2 separate regions of the Mus musculus genome follow, and region 2 is linked to region 1. A link is a loop called in an ENCODE intact Hi-C map of the cell type or tissue named here. Cell type or tissue: gastrocnemius. All regions are shown on one strand. Each heading gives the region's core, and the rest is flanking DNA. Links, peaks and the distances in the headings are about the cores only. Region 1 overlaps Maml3 (mastermind like transcriptional coactivator 3). Region 2 holds the start of Maml3 (mastermind like transcriptional coactivator 3).

What was found. Peaks named below come from ENCODE experiments on the same cell type or tissue, not always from the same donor. Only the 100,000 strongest peaks of a DNase experiment are listed, where the experiment ranks them.
Region 2: it touches region 1 in a loop (2.0-fold over the local background); 1 of 42 quality-filtered maps calls a loop at or near these places.

Annotation. Positions count from the first base shown.
Region 1 is chr3:51,682,101-51,692,068 of GRCm38, forward strand. Maml3 (mastermind like transcriptional coactivator 3) reads right to left here. Exons shown (of 5, transcript NM_001004176.2): 5 at 5,511-8,754. The coding sequence ends at 7,754. It overlaps Mgst2 (microsomal glutathione S-transferase 2), which reads left to right. Exons shown (of 5, transcript NM_174995.3): 5 at 354-574. The coding sequence ends at 486. Among named protein-coding and RNA genes, the nearest start is that of Gm46803, 21 kb to the right of the region's middle. In gastrocnemius, for the core only: no CTCF peak of the experiment used is centred there; DNase peaks (open chromatin) are centred at 4,403 and 4,883.
Region 2 is chr3:52,103,490-52,113,457 of GRCm38, forward strand. Maml3 (mastermind like transcriptional coactivator 3) reads right to left here and starts at 1,517. Exons shown (of 5, transcript NM_001004176.2): 1 at 190-1,517. The coding sequence starts at 654. In gastrocnemius, for the core only: no CTCF peak of the experiment used is centred there; DNase peaks (open chromatin) are centred at 1,539, 1,835 and 5,564; H3K4me3 peaks cover 1,564 bases; H3K27ac peaks cover 1,497 bases.

The DNA.
Region 1 (9,968 bases), core at 717-8,716:
GAGATAAGGTTTCTCTGTATAGCCCTGGCTGTCCTGGAACTAGCTTTCTAGACTAAGTGGGTTTGGGATTCATTGAGATCACCTGCTTCTGCCTCCAGTGCTGGGATTAAAGACACATGGCACCAGCAGTTGGAGGCACTTGGACTCCTAATCCCAGCAAGACTTCAGCATTGGTTCTAGCGTGCTTAGGCAAGGTCGCTACTGTGCAGGGGCCAGCTGGCCTCAGTGCGTGGCATACTCTCTACATTTTGTGGGAGTTCTGAGCAGTCCAGCATCGAGCAGCCTTTACCAGGACCCTGAAAACTTCAGCACAGCCCAGTCTGACATCCTTCTCCCTCACGTCCACTCTGTAGGATCACCGGTTTCCGACTGAGCCTGGGGATTTTGACCTTGCTGCCTGTCCTCGCTGTCCTGGGGGTAGCAAGCAGATTCCTGAACGAATACCTGGACTTTCATGTTGCCAAGAAACTGAGGAAGCCCTTCTAAGTTTTTCTCTTCCCTTTCATGCTTGTAGAGGCCGTCACTACTCTGAAAACAATAAGATGTCATGTGTTAAATAAAACTTTTAAAACTTTGTTTTGCTGTGGCTTTGTGGTAAACAGTCCCTCTTGCAGAACCTGGCCTCTGCTTGAGAAGTGAGTTTCCCAATGGTGGCTCACCTGCACCAGGTGTGTCAGTCCTGGGCTCGTAGGATGCATGTTGAGGGTGTCACTGTTTTAGTGAGGATAAAGCTTGACCCATGTGCTGGCTTCCATCCTGATGAGGAGTTCCAGGTAGAAGCAGTTCAGGCAGATGGACCCTCAGCCCTGGCTATAGCAGAGCCACAAATGTCAGGAGGAGATGTGAAACACATGAAATAGCCACACTAGAGAGTCAGCAACCAATCATAACTGTCTGTGAAGGTGTATTTCATGAAGAACAAAGGAAAAAGAGAGACGTTGCATCATTTTAAGGACTCCCCCAGGGGAAGTGTTCATTCCCTTTGACAGAGGATCTTGCGTCCCTGCCGACAGTGGCAGAGTCTGACCCGGCTTGTGGCATGACTGAGGACACGAGAAGCCGGGTGGCTGTCCTCTCTTGGTGTGCAGTCACTACCTGGCACTATTCATTTGATATTTCCAGCTTCTCTTCTGATAATTGAGAGTGATTCTGGCGTCTGGCCTCGAAGACCTTAGGAAAAAGGATCTATGTTCACCCCTGTCAGCCAGCTGCAGTCACCTTCTAGATATTCTTTAGTGTTACCAGAATATGAATAGTAGAAAAGAAAACAAGAAATAACAGTGCTTCCAGGATAGCAAGAGAGCTAACAGGTCCCGGACAGCACCAGGCACCCCAACGTTCACTGGGAAGACACTGGCTTGGAAAGGGGACATTTGGATTTAAGTTGAGTTCCACCACTGGTGGGTGATTGACCCCTCAATGGGAAGTTGTATGGAAGACACAGAGCACTCCAGGGTCATGAAACCATTGTCTGCCCTGTCACCTGCTGGACACAGCACAGGACCCCAGCACTCAGTAGCTCTGACCTTTGTTTTTTCCTTAGGTAAAAAGTGCCTTAAAAGTGCCACACTAAATGTAGTTGGGGTGTTGTTGTTGTTGTTGTTGTTGTTTTGGTTTTGCCCTATGGCATATAACCACATCCAAATGTCATTTGGAAGAAGAAAAAAAGAAAACTTTCAGAAATTTTAAGATCTTAAAACAATTTCTATTTTGATTTAGTTATGCACATGAGTATGCACACACGTACCCTCATACACATGCACACACATGTACCCTTGCACACATGCATATACATGTATCTTCACATGCATGCACACAGATGGTTAATGCATATGGAAACAGGCAAAGCATGTACCAGGCTTTCAAAATGTCCCTCTTCAGCTATTACCGTAGAATTATTTTTTGTTCTAATCCCTTGCCACCAGGAAGCCTCTGTAGTATTTTAATTCCTATGAAGTTGGGCCTAAGACCCTGGGTAGAGCTAGCCTCCTCCACAGTGGGCTTCCTTCTCTCTGGCCAAAGAGATGCTGTTTTTGAGACAGGGTCTCAGGATGTCCTTGATATCATGATCCTTCTACCCCAGCCTTCCCAGTGCTGGGCAGGTGGTAAATCTCTGCTTGGTCTGACAGTTGTATGTATATGCCTTTTTTTCCTTAGTAAATCTGACACTTTTTACACGAAGAAATCAGATTCATTACCTGGAAACAAAGTCATGAGAAGAGGGAAGCAAGGATTTCCTTTTGTCTACTACGGAAGCCTCAGAAGGCACGAGGACCCAAGGGCAGCAAGATCCTTGATAAATCCTGAGTAGGGAAGAGAGGCAGCTGAGAAAGACCTTTGTGAGGTTGCAACAACTTGGTTACAGAGTAAAAACTAGAAGCTATGAGGGGGTGCATGTAAGGGGGTGCATGCTAGGGGGCGCGTGTTATGGGGTGCAAGTTAGGTGTTGCAGGTCTTTAATGATGCTGTGGTAATGATAGAAAATGAATGCTCTCTGAGGTTGCACACTCAGGTGCCGAGTGGGGATGTGGTCACAGGCACATATTTTGCTTTGAAATGACTCCCAGATTACGCATAAGGAGTACTCATGGCAGAGCAGTAATCATGATTAAACTGAGTTGATGGCTGGAGATACTCTTTCTGCTTCCCTGATGGTTTGGAAATGTTCAGTTTTAAACTCTTAAAGAGAAGCCGAAACTAACGAACAAGTCAGGTTTTTTGTAGCCAGAAAGTTTCTTTTGTTCTGTGTCAGAGATGTGATGGGGATATAGTGGCTTTGCTGGACCCATCAGTATTGGTCTGGTCCCAATGGCCTGTACATGGGACACGAGGACGCCCGGGTATGCGGAAGCTGCAGTAATTCCTGCTGCTTGGTATCGGAAGTGAGACGGGCACTTGTGGCAGCTGGGCCATAGAATCAGAGTATCCCATGCTCTTTGAACTGAACAACAATGACCAAAGAGAATTAAGGGGAGAGTGGAAAGAACACAATAACTCAGAAAGTAGCTGAGCAGTTCAGAAGTCTCCTGTAGTCTAGCTCCTTCCCGGAAAACCTTCTCCGGCTTGTTTCCATGCTTGGACATCAAAATATGTCCAAAGCATCACTAATAAGAAAAATATTATGTCACTTGTTCCCCCACCCCATTGTTCCCCCTTTCTCAGACACTTGAATCTGGAACTGTCCTTAATCCTTGAAGAGATTCCATGTGTCTCATATGCCCAGTGACATCCTAGGAATCTAGAAGTGTTGTCTTTTCCTCCTCTCATGACACACCGACTGCTCTAGGACATCACAGCACTGGAAGATCACGCATGAAAAAAAATTTTTTTTTAAAGATAAGGTTTTACTACAGGCTAGCCTCACACTCGAAGAGATCCACTTGCTTCCTCTGGGATTAAAGGTGTGTGCCACCATGCCCAGCAAGACAACTAAGAGTTTATCGGGACAGGGTAGCCATGACTTTGTATGAACCACACATAGGAAAGAAAGAGGATAAATCACACCCAGGGTGGTTGCTGCTTCAGCGAGGGGTTGGATGGCCACCATGGCTTGTGACTGTCCCGGAGTCAAATGATTTCAAAAGCCCTAGTCTCCAGGGACTAACTTTTACACTGAGCCTGCAATGCAAATATCTTACAGTCAGCTGGTACCTGGGCCCCACCCCCAGTACCGCCTTGACTCATAAGATCCCATCAGTTCTTGGTGTTTTCCAGTCTGGCATCTACCGTCATCTTGTAGAATCCTCTTCGGCACATGGCACATGGTTGTGAAATGTTTAAACATGGACTTCATACCACACATTCAGTTTTATCTTAATAAAATTATAGATTTATTTTTTTAAGAAGAAAGGTATTCCACTCATCCAGTGCCCAACAGATTTTAGTATAAGTTTTAAAGAGAGGAGTCATTACTCTTTAAAACCCTGTAGTTACTTCTCTCTCTCATTCTCCCTCGGACCAAAACGGACTCATGTTTACCATCCTGCTATCTGGTAAAGCTGGAGCTTGAGTAGAGGCTAGCCCACTGTCAGCCAACCTGGAAGCATAGCCTGCTTTGGGTAGGGCTAGCCTCTTCTTTCACGGTCAAATTCATTCTTTCTCTTGGCTTATGTATATTAAAACTCACCTTTGTTTTAGAACCGTTTCTATTGATGACTTCTTCTGTGATCTATTTCCCTGTGTCACTCTTGAGTTTTGAAATGTGTTATTTTACTGTGTTTTAAGTTTACTGGGGTGTCTTAGGGCAGGTCTTTTGAAAGTGGAGAAATGAATTCCCATGTATGGGTTTATTAATAAAGGGCTTGAAGGAGGAGGAAAAAAAGAGCCGGGCAGCAGATGGAGAATGAGGAGAAACCAAGCGGAGGGGCAAGTGCGAGCCAAGCCCCAGCCTCTGCCTGATCCTGCCGCCAGCTTGGAGCATCATTCAAGCCCAGAGTTTGTCCAGACAAGTTAACTGGCCTGTTATGATCCTGCAGCCGTGAGTTATTGGCTAGAGTTAGCAGAGGAGTATAAACGAGAAGCATTTTCAGCTCAGGTGGTTGCAGGAAAAGCTGGGTCAGGCCCTGCTTTGATGGAGAAGCAAGGAACACCAGGAAGGGGGGTTGTCAAAGTGCCCACCTCCATGGCAAGACTGCTATGGTTTCTTCCTAATACACTCCTAAATTTTTTATCCATCAAATTTTCAATACCTATTTTCTCTTCAATATATTTGTATACATTTATGTGTGTGTGTGTGTGTGTGTGTGTGTGTGTGTGTGTGTGCGCACGTGAACCATGGGGCTCATATAAAGGTCAAAGGACAACTTCTTCAAGTAAGTTCTCTCCTTCCACCATGTTGGTTCCAGGGATTGAACTCGAGTTAGCAGGCTTGGCGGCAAGCCCCTTTACCAGATGAGCCATCTCTCTGGCCCTGCCATTTTCTGAACTCTCTGGCTGAGCCAGTTTTGAATGGTTCTGGCTCTGGATCAATAAACAGACTACGATGGACCTTCTCCCTCCCTTTCACGGCATCCCTCAGGGTGCTCCAGTAAATTTAGAAAATCTCTGTTGTGTGGTTGAATGAGAAAGGCTGAGAGTGATTGATTTCTACTGTTAAGTACTCGTTTGAATAACACCACAGTTCTGAGAAAGGAATCTGCAGTCAGTCCCTTAGAAGCCAGGCATGATACATCTGCCTAAATGACTGACACTGGGACACAGAGAGGACCCTAAAAGCGAACTGGGCTTTGGATTGATTCAGATAGTGACATTTTATTGGTTGGTTGCTGTTTTTTTTTTTTTCCTTTAAAAGCGGTATGTCAACATTGCTTCGCTTCTACAGATCAGAGTCGTGTACATCCCATAAAGGAAATAAGCAATGCTTGACGTACAAAGTAAGAACAAAATAGAAAAATCTGAATAAAACGGAGAAGTTGCCATACGTCATACAGTAGAAATCAGTGATTAGATGTCATCTGAAGTGTAATATCACCTCTTCAATGATGAGTTAGGGAGGAAATAAAAATACTCTATTTTAAACAAACATTATATATATATATTTTTATATGTATACTTTTTACATATAGTAGACCCAGTGATATCTGTAGCATTGTAAAAACTTATTTACAAATAGCTTTTTTTTTTTAGACATTACATATACATCAGCACCGTAGTAAAAACAAAACCAAAACAAGCTCATTAAAATCTACCACTCTATTAGTTGGTCCTCAGACGGGGCACTTGCAGGAGGCTTTAGAAGACAACAAGCCCCCTCTCGCCACCTCCAGCTTCTCATCATTGCTTGTACATTTCTTCCCTGTACCTGGCAGGAAAAAGTGATAAATTTGTATTCTAGGCTTTTTTGATTTACTATTTTTTTTAATTTTTATTTTTTGGTTTCCATGTGTTTCCCTAGTGGCAGTTCCTCCCCATTCCGGGAGGTCACAGTCTCCTTGCCACCACCTCTTTGGAGAGGCACACAGCTCCTCACCCTGGTACCTCTGGCTTTACTTCCTGTCTGAGCAGGTCTGGAACTCTGGGGGATATGGAGGACAAACCAAGGGTTACCCTCTCTCCCCCTCTCCCTGGCACCTCACCTCAGCTTTCTACTGCAGTGCACCCTGTCTGTCTGCACTTTCTTAGGTATGGCCACTTAAGTCCCCACAGGCTCCGGTCTTCTGTAGTAAGATGTATGTGAAGACAGAGAAGGAAGCCAGTTTGTAGGATGTATGTGTGCTCTGATATGCGCACGCACGTGTGTGTGTGTGTGTGTGTGTGTGTGGCCAGGAGGAAAGTAAACAACACAGACAAACATCACATGACTTCCAAGATGGGACTGTGGGAGGGGAGGTAAAGACCAAGGGACAAGGCTTGTGACCATGGAGACTGTTCACTTCTTAGTTTTCACTCCGGCAGGCATGTATGAGTTCCAACGAGAATGGCTGCCCAGCTTTGGAAGTGGAGTGAGCGCCATTAGGATAGCGGCCACACCTCCCTTTCCTCTCTTCAGCATCCAGATAGTTAAGACGGAGTTATGCAGTTCAGCTTTTCCATCTCTCACATTTGATATTTGTCTTCCTGATGCTGGAGTTGACAAGCAAGGCTGATTCTGGAGTGTCATCGATGACACCATCTGAAAGAACTGGGCATCTTCAGGCCATTCCTCCCTGGGGACAGCAGGAGTATGGGTGTGGCTCTTATAAACCGGCAGGTCCTATCAGTGCAGCCAGCCCACTCTGCTCTGGTGGAGACAGTTGACTTTCCACGTGGTGGAAGAGATTCCAGTATCACCTTCGCACGCCAGGCACTGTGTATATCCTTGCAGTTACGTAGACTCTGCCTCAGTGCAACACTTCCCGGATAGTCTGGAAGTCTGGAGGGAGAGATAAAGGCAGGCTGGCATAGAGACCGGGAGGAGTGGAGGCAGGGGTGAGTGTGGATGGGGCCCGGCTTGGCAGACACTGAACTCAGCAGGAAGTCTTCCCACCCATGTGGCCATAAGCATAGGAAAACCAGCCAGATGTGTTAAACTGGATGAGAGCTCAACTAGAGTGATGGCCACCATGGCCTCCAGCTGAAGCTGACCATCAGGGCTACGAGCTGGGCCCTTCTTAAGCATAGTTGGCTATCCTGGTGAGGTGGCTGGCAGCAACACCTTACCATCCCTGAGGGTCGTCGCTGGGCAGGAGACAGACAGGCCTGGAGGATCTTGGCTTGGTTCCTAGGGCCAGCTCAGGTGAGCTCACAGTTCTTTGTTCCTGCCTCCGAATCCAGGAACGTGTCTGGAAGCACACATCTCCTTCTGACCTATGCACATGGCACGTGTGCATCTTCATGCCGGGATTTTTTTTTTTTTTCTGGCCGAGGCTCCATCTCTCATCTCCAAAGCTGAGGTCTCGGGACCTGAGGCAGGAAGGCCTAAGGGGACCTCATCTTGGGCCATGGTCCCTCTGGGCTGGAACAGCTCCTTCTGGACCAGAAGATCCCAGGGGTGCTTAGCAGAGGAGCTCCCGTTGCCTCGATTTCCCCACCTGCTCTCTACATCCCTTCTCTGCGGGCAGGTATCGGCACGTCCTCTCTACTTGATTGCTCTGTGGAAGTCAGGTGGAACGATGCCCCCCACGGAGCTGGGGATGGACACCTGTGCCTTCTACTGTCAGCCGGATGTCATGTTCTCAATTTACGTGGGTCAAAAAAACAAAAAAAACAAGGATGGGTCTCCATCCTGTTTCCTTTCCACTTGTGAGGCTTCTACAGCTCTTAGGGCTCCTCCTGACTAGGGGTTACCAAACAGTTCATCAAGCTCTTGCATCCATTCATCCCCTGGGCCACTTTTGATGATGGAGTCCACGAGGTCTGTACTGTCTGGGAGGCCAGGGAAGGCAGCCCCGACACCTTCGCCGCTATAACTGTATGACATGTCCTGAGCAGGGGTCCGCTCATAGGCCTGGCCCTGGTTGCTCGCAGCAAAGTTGCCACCTGCTATCTGCTGCTGTGCTGGGGGCTGGCTGAATGCTGGCATGCCAGGGACACCCTGGCTCAGACCAGGCATGACCAATGGCCTCACCTGGCTGGCACTCTGCTGTCCTGCCAGGGTTGGCATCATCTGACGTCCCATAGCTGCTGGGTTGAGGGTTCTCACTGCGCCAGTGTTAGCATCCATGACGGGCTGGCTCAGCCCCTGTGGGAAGTGCTGTTTGGTCAGTCTTGGCTGACCGGCTTGCAATGGGTAGCTGGCGCCATTGTTGAATGGTCCCAACTCCCCACTAGTCCTCCCAGGCACCCCTTGTAAGCTCCTCTGTTGCCAGTTTTGTGCTCCTTGCTGGACGGTTCCCATGACACTCTGAAGCCTTGGAGGGCCCTGGGGCCTAGGCAAGGCCTGGCCCACAGACCCTTTCAGCTGCTGGTGCTGCTGCGAGAGAGCCGAGTTCACCAGCATGCTCTGACCGAAGCCGCTCACCATGCCGACCCCCTGGCTGGAGGCTGGCGGCCTGGGTCCCTGGGATTGGTTGTGTGGGATGCCCATTCCACTCTGATTGGAATGCTGCAACATTTGGGTCATTCCTGTGTTCATGTTGTACATTCCTGGTTGGCTGGTTGGAGGGGCACTGTAAGAGGCCAGACCTATCTCTGACTGCGCTGCTGCCGTAGCCATCGTCCCTGGGTTCTGGGAGGGTCCCATTCCCATCATGCCCGCATTCTGTGCAATCAACCTCGATGCTCGCATGCTCTGGAGAGCCACCTGGTTTCTCACAGCTGCTATGTCCTGGGGTGAACCTGCAGGGAGAGAAAGGACAGCCATCACCCACCGTTCTCCATATCAACATATTAGACGTTGCTGAAATCTTCCTTGGGAATGACAACCGCGCATACGAAAGGATCTACTGCAATAATAAATCTCCAGAGAAAGGTTATTACTTTTAATGATCATAACACACGAGTTGTGAACATTTTGCAAAATGTTGAAAAGCACAAAGTCAAAAAATGAAAGTCACCTGATTCCCAGCATCCAGAGAAGATCCCTGCCAACTCTTATTTATATTTAAATAGACACAGGAAATTGAGGTCATACCCCCGTGTTCCATTTGTTCACATTTCAGATGCAAGCTATTTCCTTTTCTGGGTATTATGCCATCAAGTCAGTGGGATGCCCACTCTTTGGGCCGTGTTGAGTGTGGTGGTATATGCCTGTAAGCCCATCAGCTTGGAAGACAGGGAGGCACAACGATTGTGAGCTCAAGACTGAGCTACATACTGAACTCCAGGCTGGCTTGAAGTACACAGGGGGATTCTGTCTCAGAAAGGAGGAGGAAGAGGATGGAAAAGAGACAGCGAGGAGGAAGAGTAAATCTGCTCACTGCGCATTCTCTTTGTGGACTTGAGGTCAGTAGAGAATCCATTCAATGACTCTCCATTCAACCATTTTGTGTGTTTGTTTTTCTTTTAGACATGGGTAGAACTTGGGGTAAAAGGTCATTACCACTGCCTTCAGGCTGTTTGACCAATGAGGCAGATTTTAGATCCACCTTGTAGCTCTCTGACTCGTCATTGGTCAGTGCCAATGGGCAAGCGCCTGCAGATAGAAAAAGAAACCATCCTGTCTCTCCTTCCTTGGCAAAGACCCTCAAGTCTTTCTGTAGAAAGGGTGCAAAGCCCACCCTTTTGGACCGGTAACCACTCTGCACCTCCCCTCCCCTTCCCTTTCCTCTCCTCCCTCCCCTTTTCTCTACTCTCCCCCACTCCCCTTCTTTCTCTCTCCCCTCTGGACTAAGATGACTGTCTTGCTATGCAAACAAGACTGCTATTGGGGCGGACAAGAACTAGCTTGCCCTTACAAGTTGTTCAACTACCAAAATACTCTGTAGCCTTGAGAAAGCCATCTGAGTCTGCACTCCACCCCAGGCCGGCTAGAACCTCTCTGTGGCCACCAAGGACCAGCGGGCCTAGCAGAGGCCCTCCAGGAACCCTCTGTGGTTGCTCTTCTTCGTTTG
Region 2 (9,968 bases), core at 584-8,583, 420 kb after region 1:
TCCCCAAATCTGACAACCCTGACAGATTAACAGGTAGCGGCGGCGGCGAAAGCGTTTACCCTGAGAAAAGTTGACGTTAACCCTTCGTCTCCATCCCACCTCATCCCTCGGTGCAAATCAGACCCTCACAGCCCCCAAGCCAGGAACTCCACGCCCCCGACCCCAACGCGCACCCCAGTGAGCCCTCACCATGATCAGCGTATGGTTCCTCTGCTCGGCTGAGGCAGCCTCCGCATCTTGCTGGGTTTTACTCGGGTGCTGCTGCTTGCCGCTGCCGGCGCCCGATTTCTTGGCTCTCTGCTCCAGGGTCCTCTGATAGAGGCTCACGGTGTCCCGGCGCTCCAGCTCCAGCTGCTCCACCTGAGCCTGCTGATACCTGTTCTCGCAGTTGACGTGGTGCCGCCGGCAGCCCTCGATGCGCTGGCGGAGCCGCTCGACTACCGTGCTGTGCTTGGGGACGGCCGCCGAGCTGCCGCCGGGGCCCCCGGAGCCGCCGCAGCCGCCGGCAGCGGGGTGATTGCCACTCGGAGCAACCGGAGTGCTATTGGGAGTATTCACGCCGATCCCGGCCCCGCCGAGGCTGCTGCTCAGGCTGCTGTTGATGCAGATACTACTACCATTCGCGGCGGCAGCGGGGGCTGCGAAATCCCCCATCCTGCTCCCGGGGCACACTATTTTGGAAGAACTTTTTTTTTTAATCCACCCCCTATCAGCCTTCTCCTTGGGTCCAAGGATTAAAATAGTTTAAGTGGAACGCGGGGGAGACGCAAGCACATGGATGAAAAAACAGCGATCCCCACGGGGTGAAAAAAGGGGGAAGAGATTTTGGGGTGTTTTTTTTCCTTAAAAAAACTGTAAAGATCGAGGGGAGAAAAAAAGGGGGTGTTATCAGAATACCATCAGACACCTATCAACAAATAGAATCCCAACAAACTGAGCCGGCAGCAGATCGGCTTGCAACTCAAGGGGAGATCCGCTCCTCGCCTGCCTCCTTTTAATAATCCATTATTTTCTAATAAATTCCAGGAGGTTTCCGGTGGTTGGCAAGCATTTTCTCCCTACGTACCGAAAAACACACCCCATGTACACACACGAGCGTGTGCCTCCAGTGCGGACACGCGCGACACACACTCACTCCACGCCGCATCGGAAAACGGCGAGCTTGCTTATTGCATTTTCCTTCCACAAAAAAGTTTTGGTGTTTATGCCGCCCCGTGTTCTCAAAGTACTTTGGCTGCTCAGTTGCATTTCACAGGAGCCTAGACATCGAGTCCTCGGGCTGGGCAAGTAAACACATGGACAGTCCGAGGCGACTGCAAAAGTAGATCGCTGGAGTCCTTTGCGAAACGCCGCGCGGAGAGCAGCCACTAATGCTCGGCCAGGCTGCCGCTGCCGCCGCCGCCTCCGCCACCATCACAATGATCAACTGCTCGCCGCCGCCGCCGCCTCCTCCTCCTCCTCGCGCTCCTCCACCTCCTCCTCCTCCTCCATGCCAGCGGAGTGATATCAGGACGCGCGAGCTCAGTAAACACGGCAGCGGCGGCGGCTGGAGGCCGTGAGACAAGCCCGGGGACCCGGTGCAAAACCCGGCCCGGACTCTCCCCTGGCGGGAGCGGGCGCGGCGCGCACCGACCTGACTCCCGCCTCCCTTGCCCCCCCACCCCCTCCCCTTCCCCAATCCAGCTGCTCCCCAGGCTGGGAAGCCCCGACCTGCCAGGAAGAGGGGGGAAAACAAAGATTGGGGGGAATCTTAGGAGTGGATCACCTTTTGACCCGTGTGTGTGTGTGTGTGTGTGTGTGTGTGTGTGTGTGTGTGTGTGTGTGTGTGTGTGTGTAAGTGAGCGCGCGGCGCGCGTGTATGTGTGTGTGCGCGCGCGCGAGTGCGCGGGGACGCGCCAGGCTGGCTGTGTTTCCTTCTGCCCAGCGAGGTATCCAGCGAGCCCAAGTTGTTGTTATACATTTATGCATTATATTGCAGAAATGTGCATGACCAGGCAGAAACAGTGCAGCTTCCCAGCAGCTGTCATCCCCACCCATGTGAAATGAAATAGGCAAACGAGTGGCTTGTTTTCAAGGCCCAGAGAAGACCCTGCTAGTGAACTCTTGCTCAAACTCTAGGACCCTCTTTAACTCAAATAATTTTTTTTCCTTACGTTTATTTGTTTATTGGGAAGAAGTGCCTAGTGCCACACCCCACGCACGCTTAGAAGTCAGAAGACAGCTTTGTGGAGTCCTCTAAGGTGGGTACTTGAGTTTGAACCAAGGTTGTCAAGATCTGGGGCAGTCAGTCACCTTTACCTCCTGGAAATTTCATCAAAGTACCCATTCCTCAATGAACAGAACTAAGCAGTCAAAACAAAACAAAACCTTGGGATATTATTTATTTCTCTGTACATAACGACTGTGGTTATTATGACGATTATTGTTTTATTTATCCTTGAAAAAAAATAAAACCAAGCAAGCAGGGACTTGGAGGTGAGACTAACAGTACATTTAAACAGACTGTTTTGAACACTAGGTGCTAATGACGGCAGCAATTAAGGGTCCTGCCTAAATCAAGTGGAAAGATTGCAGATTTCATGCTTTAGAACTATAGAAAGAAAGAAAGAAAAAAAAAACACAGCATTTCACAGTTTGTTGTGACCAAAACAAAAACAAGCCAAAAAGTGTGTGGGGGGCAGGCTTAGCTTACCACTAGATATATTTTTTTATTTCAATGGATTCACATTCACAATAGCACGATTGAAATGGAGTAGCTGCAGAGAAGTAATCTCAGGTTTTGTTAATTATTATCACACATTATCTACCCAGACACTGAGTAGAACATCTGACAAGAAAGTTCAAACACCCTTGGCTCAGTCTTACACCATTGCCCAGAGACGTCTGCAAAAATGAAAAGGCAGAAATTGCTAGCACTTCTGGGGTCCCTGGGCTACAGACCTCGATGGTGGGGTGTTCATGAAACGGCTTTTTGAATGGATTTGGGGGGGGGAGGGGGTAAAAACACAGCCCTGTTTTCTAAAGTACCCAGGAATAAAAGAAGGCTGGGCCTTGTTTTTTGTATGACAAAACTTTTCCCGGGGAGGTGCGATACACACACCTACTCATTCCAGACAGAGAACCCACCACAGACCAGAGAACAGATGCCATCAAAGGTCCAACTTAAAGAACCAATGAGTTTCATTGGTGTTACTTACAGGAATATGGGTGAGGGGTTCCTTACTGGAGCAGAAATTACTCAAAGACAGCTGCCTCACCACAGCCCACCACAGCCTGGGGACAGCTCACAAGAGCTGGAAACCCGGAGCACACTGCACAGCCTACAGGCAACTCAACAGGCTGGACTGGGTCCTTTCCTGGAGGTGCCTCAGTTGACCTAAACCTCTTCCAGGTAGCTTGGCTGGTTTCTGCAGCTTCTGAGTAGCTGATCTGATCCCAGTCTTCTTTGCAGCTTGGCTTGTCTGAGTGTTTTTGTTTTTGTGAGTTGGGTTTTTTTTTTTTTTTTTTTTTTAACAGTTTCTTTCCCAAGTCTGAGAGCAACTCTTAGCTTCTATCATTTACTCTGGCTGAGAGGAGCCTAGTGAATCTGGTCAGTTTCAGGGACTTCCTGAAGCTGTTTTGAGTAATTTACCTTCCTGCTTAAGGAGCACTTATGCATTAGTCATGAAGAAGCCTCTTCATTTCTTGGCTTTACTGTTTAGTAGCGATGCTGTTTCTAACCTCATAGTATCAGATATCTGTAGCTATAGTTCTCTTCATTTAATTGGGTCTATATGGTGAGCTGTATCTTTAATACCCACTGAATTATTTGGCTTTGAAAAGGGGGAACAAATTATTTATCTTGGTGAAAGGCTATAAGAGGGAAAACCTAATAGGAGAGGGTCTCTTGTTAAAGTTGCCTTCCTTTTTTGAAATCCATCTAATCGATGTACAAACTCCCGAATCATTAGTGCTCCTCAGTGACAGCCAGAAAACTAATCTGAGGGGCAGAAGAGCTGGCTCAAAACACCAGCAGAGTACCTTGGTTCCCAGGATCCGCATGGTAGTTTACAACAGCCTAGAATCCCAGCTCCCGAGGATCTGGCAGCCTCCTCTGGCCTCACAGTCGCCAGGCACACATGCAGCGCACATACATGCAGGCGAAATAGCAAGAAATAAATCCTTTTAAAAAGAAAACTAAACCAAGAAAGTTACATACAGAAGTAACCATTTGATTGATATGTGTGTGTGTGTATGTATGTATGTATGTTTAAAAAGAGATGAGCAAGTCGCCTTTCTGACAGTCTCACAAGGAAGTCTATACCCACAGCTTCCCTGCAGAGAGAAGGCTGTGATAGCAAGCATGCTCTAATCCTCACACCTACATAACCAAGTCAAGACTGCACCTTCATTTACCCAGGCAGGAAGTTGGAGGGACTGAACTGCAGGGTCTCTGGCTTCGAGACATGGCTATTCATTCTATTTCTTCTTGAAACTCAGACTTTAATTTTTTTTTTCATGGAGAATTTCCCATGTTGAGAGAACAACAATAATAATTGCAGCATTATGAGTTCCCATAAGTTAATTTTCTCATCTATCTTAAGAGGAAACTGAAAGTACATGGAAATTTGCATCCCTCTGTTTGGGAGACCAGTTTGTAGAGGAGTTTACTTTGGGACTGTACCCAGGAGCTCCCCAAAGACAAGTAGAACTGTTCTTGCATGACTTTAGCAAGTGGGGCCTGATTTTAGGGCATAATGTGGGCCACATTCAAAAGAGGAACAGACCTCTCTCTCTCTCTCTCTCTCTCTCTCTCTCTCTCTCTCTCTCTCTCTCTCTCTTCCTCTCTCTCTCTCTTACACACACACACACACACACACACACACACACACATACACAATTACTCACCTCTTCAAAGAGGGTGCAATGGCAGTCACAAGCAAAACACCAACTTGGACAATAGTCTACTATGCATACTTGAGGTCAGAAACACCATTGCATCTGTGAAGGGGGGCTAGAAAAATCAGGAAATGAGCAGGACTGGAGAATTGAACCACACAGGCCAGTCATCATAGAGTAGTGATGTTCTTTTACTGTCGTGACACCAGCCAAAGCAGAGACCTCTGTCCTCACTACTTCTAGACCCTCTGACACATCTCTGCCAGCCTGCCTAGATTCCTCCTTGGAAGACTTAGAGAAAGCCAAGTTCCAAGGGCAGTGATTTTACATCTCTGTCATTACTGCGTATTGATAGTGCGAGCAACCTTGTCTTTTATTTGTGCATGCCATAGAGTGAATCTTCGGGGTCAGGGCTCTAGACTCACAAGCAACTTTTGATGGTGTGGAAAAATAAAGATAACCTGAGATGTGCCAGACGTGGTGGCACACACATTTAATCCCAGCACTTGGGAGGCAGAGACAGGTGGGTCTTTGAGTTTGAGGCCAACCTGGTCTGTTGGGCTGTGGGTGTTTGGGAAAGGAGGGGGGAGGGAGAGAGTCCGAGTCCGGCCAGAGTTCCTGTTCTGGGCGGGCGGACACAGGAGGACTGCCAGATGCTTTCCACATGGCGCCAGGTGGGCATTTGGCTGTATTGAAGCCACTGATCCCACACAGCGGGGGGTGGGGGGGTGTGCAAGGGGCTGCACCTGATACCAGGTTCTCAGTCTCTGGCATCCCACGCTGGATACTGCAGAGGAGCTGAGAACAGAATAGGGGTCCCAGGGATACAGGAAGAGGGCAAAGTGAGAGAAGTTCCCATGCAGGCGTGAATCCTTAGTCCAGGCCTTGATGAATGGAGACAGTCTATGGTTTTAGAGCTTTATTGTAGAAAGGTAGGGGAAAAGATAAAAGGTAGAGAGAGAGAGAGAGACCAGCCATGGCCAAGAGGAGAGAAGGGAAAAAGAGAGAGAGAAGAAAGGCTAGAGAGTAAGAAAGCTTAGAGAGAGAGAGAGAGAGAGAGAGAGAGTAAGGAAAGTAAAAGCTAAAGAGTGTAAGAGGGAGAGAGCAAGGTGGGGCCAAGCAGCCCCTTTTATAGTGGGCTTGTTATCTTGTTGTTGCTAGGTAACTGGGAGGAGTCTAACCTGAAGGTCAGAAGCTTGGGACATTGTATACATGACTACTAGTCACACACTTTTTTTTGTGTGGGCTGTGGGTGGCTGTGGGGGGGGGTGGTAATTTCGACAGGAGCCAGGGGTCCAAGAGACATGAGGAAATGCCTTCCATCCCATGTAGGTGGGAATTAACACCACTGGGTTTCACCGGGGTTCACAACCTCAGCTCGACTGGAGACTAGGCTGTCTGTACATAGCCCATTGCCCCACATTGGTCTACAGAGTGAGTTCCCTGTATAGCTGGGGCTATACAGAGAGATCCTGTATCAGAAATGGATGGACAGATGGATGGATGGATGGATGATGGATGGATGGATGGATGGATAGGTAGATGGATGGATGGATGAGTGGGTGGGTAGGTAGATGGATGAGTGGGTAGATAGATAGATGGATGGATAGATGGATGGATGGATGGATGGATGGATGGATGGATAGGTGGATGGATGGATGGATGGATGGATGGATGGATGGATGCATGCATGGATGAATGGATGGATGGATAGGTAGATGGATGGATGGATGGATGGATAGATGGATGGATGGATGGATGGATGCATGCATGCATGCATGGATGGATGGATGGATGGATGGATAGGTAGATGGATGGATGGATGAGTAGGAGGGTAGGTAGATGGATGAGTGGGTAGATGGATAGATGGATGGATAGATGGATGGATGAATGGATGGATGGATGGATGGATGGATGGATGGATGGATGGATAGGTAGATGGATGGATGGATAGATGGATGGATGGATGGATGGATGCATGGATGGATGGATGGATGGATAGGTAGATGGATGGATGGATGAGTGGTTGGATGGATGGATGGATGGATGGACGGATAGATGGATGAGTGGGTAGGTGGATGGATAGATGGAATCTGAGATGCTAGAGGAAAGATGAGGAAGGTGGGCAGGATGTGATGATTGGACCCAGGGTTGTGCTTTCAGTAAAGTGCTTGCCTTGCAAACATGGGAACCCTGAGTTTGATCCTCAACAACCACCTCAACACTGGGTTTGTGACCCCAAAACTGGGATGGAGGAGACGGGGGAATCCTTGGTACCAGCTGGCTAGCCGGTCTCAATTTTAATTAAGAAGCTCTAGGTCAATGAGAGACCCTGTCTCAGTGGACATCATTACTGAGGTTGATGTTCGAGGTGGTCCTCTGGCTTCCACCTGTGTGGGATAACTACAGTTATATCCTCAGACTGTGACAATAGCTCTACAGAGGCCAACGAGAAGACACTGTGCTGAGGAAGCACCTGTCCCAGGTAGCTCTGGCCTTGAGCCCCAGCTGGCATCGCCATTAACTGAATCATATTCTCTTTCCTTTGGCCAATTCTGTCATCTGTCCATGTCCATCTGATAGGGTGTAGTGACTGGAAAGACACCTTCATGCACACATTTAGTCCCTAGCCCACTTTGTCTCTCTTCTGTCAACGAATCAATAAAGCTGCCTCCATCCTTGTATCCCAAAACAGGACATTGGTGACCAAGTGCAATAGAAACACTACTATTCATATACAAATGAGCAAATATTTAAAAGTCCTTAACGGAGTGGCATATCCCTGCAGGCCTAGTCAACTGTCAAGCGATGCCACTGTTTGAATCATTCCACACACATATTTATGGTCACCTCTGTGCCACACACTATGTGTTGTGCTGCACACATACCATAACAGGATGCAAAACACTGGTCTGACCTCAGTGGATCAGGCCAGTGGATGTTGTGACAGGATTAAGATGGAAAGGGTGTGGGGGGCAAAGGAAATAAATACTACATGCTCAGAGGCCCAAGGAAGCTTTTCCAGAAAAATCCACCAATACTTCCCTCTCACAGGCCTGTGAACATAAAAGACCTTAGTGCAAGATGAGACAGAGACCCGGGAGAGAAAACGGGAGCCAGATGGTCCAAGGCTTCCCAGAAGTTCTGAGCCTGTCCTTGGGCCACCAAGTACTGTTAAAAGAACTTCAGCCAATTCACACCTTTTTTTAAAACTGTGGTCTGTGTTTTCAAAAGTGTGCTCTGGTCCTATCAGATGCTTCGCCAGAAAAATGTCTGATCCAAGTAGGTTTAGGATATGGTCACCTGGCCTCTCTCTTGGAGAATTGTTACCACCTTGCAGGGCACAAGAAATCTCACGGCAAAGCATATTTAGTTTCATTGAGCCCAAGTCCTGTTACATCCCACAGAAAGCTCTGTGCAAGACAGTAATATTTGCTGAGGATGTTTCTCAATAGGATGACAGTGCCTAGCATGCACGAGACCCTGGGCTCAGTCCTTCCCAACACCTCAAAAAGGGAGAATGGTATGTGTGTGTAGGGGATCGATCGAAGGAGTTCTATGTATTTTATTTTAAAATGTGTATGTCATATGTGTACATGTATGTGTAGAAATGTTTGACTGGTGTGTGTGTGTGTGTGTGTGTGTCTGCATGTGTGTGGTGTATATGCACATGTGTGCATATGCACACATGTGTGTGTTTGGCCAGTGTCCAGAAGCCAGAAAAGGGTGTCAAGTGTTCTGCTTCGTCACTCTTCCTCGGAAACTGGTCTCCTGTTGAACCTGAGTTAAGTTGGAAGTCAGCAAGCCCCAGCCAACCTCTAGGCTCCATTGCCTCACAAGGCTGAAACAGCTGAAACCACAGAAACAGGCAGGATCCTGCCCCTGCTTTTTTATGCAGTTGCTAGGATTTGAACTCAGCCCCTCAGGCTTGGGCAGCAAGTGCTTTTACCTGCCCAGCCATCTCCTTATCCCTTGAAGGCAGTCAGTTTAAGTCCACCCACATTCACAATTGCCAGGGATGTAGCCTGAGTCAGAGGCCACACTCCCCTTGTGATTTCAGTGCCCTTAACAAGCAGGGCCAAGGCCCTTTAGTAACTTCTGCTGGATGTGTTGAACTCTGACCTCAAAGTGGGAAGGAAGTAGATCCATAAAACAGAAATCCCAGAGGGGAGAATTCTGCTAGCCTGTTCCAACATGGCCCTCTGAGTATATTAATACCTATCTCCATGTAACAAAACCTCCTTATGAGAAATTAGGCCAGCCTTATTTAATTGGACCCTTCATTATGGGTTATCTTTTAATATGAAAGGTTACCTTATGTTGGAAGCCTGGGTTCTGTCTGGAATAACAAATACTGGCCTCCTGGAGCAATTTCAATGATTTCCTTGAGCCTGGTAAGCCAGCTGCTATTGAAAGACCTATGGACCAGGGCTCTCTCAAAGTTTGTTTCCTTAATAGGTAAATATTCCTCGCAAGATCCCATGTACATTATTAATTTTCACTTTTTAACCAAGAAAGTGTTTCAGGAGTCCAAGACTTTGTCGTAAATTTCAAGAGGAATATGAGTCGGTGGGTTATTTTCTTGTTCGTGTATTTTAATATGTATGTCATGGTTTTATAGTTATTATGGGAAAGGTTATCTGAAGTCCATGATGGAGAAAAGTTGTTAAAAGCTTTTCAATATGTTTCACACATTCCTCTTTTGGGCTCTGGATCGTCCAATATAACAAGGTGCCTGGCCTGTGAAAGGCCTGGTTCCAATTGTAGATGTTTAAGAACATGTTTGTGATGTATAGTCTACAGCCAGCTAAACTGTTACCTTCAGAAATGACTAATTTTAATCTTCAGCAGTCACTGACTATATGTCTGATTCCCCCATCATATTGGTGAAGAAACCAAGGCTCAGAAAACTTAAGGAAAATCTCCCTAAACTACACAGACTCAAGTTCCAGAAACCAGATTTGAACTCTGACTTTCTAACCCTGGAGCACAGAACGGCAGACGGAATGCGGAACAGGTTCCCAAGTTGAAAGTTCAGTGCTCATACACAGCTCCTATTGTTTTGCTACCTCATCCCATGACGATGAGTC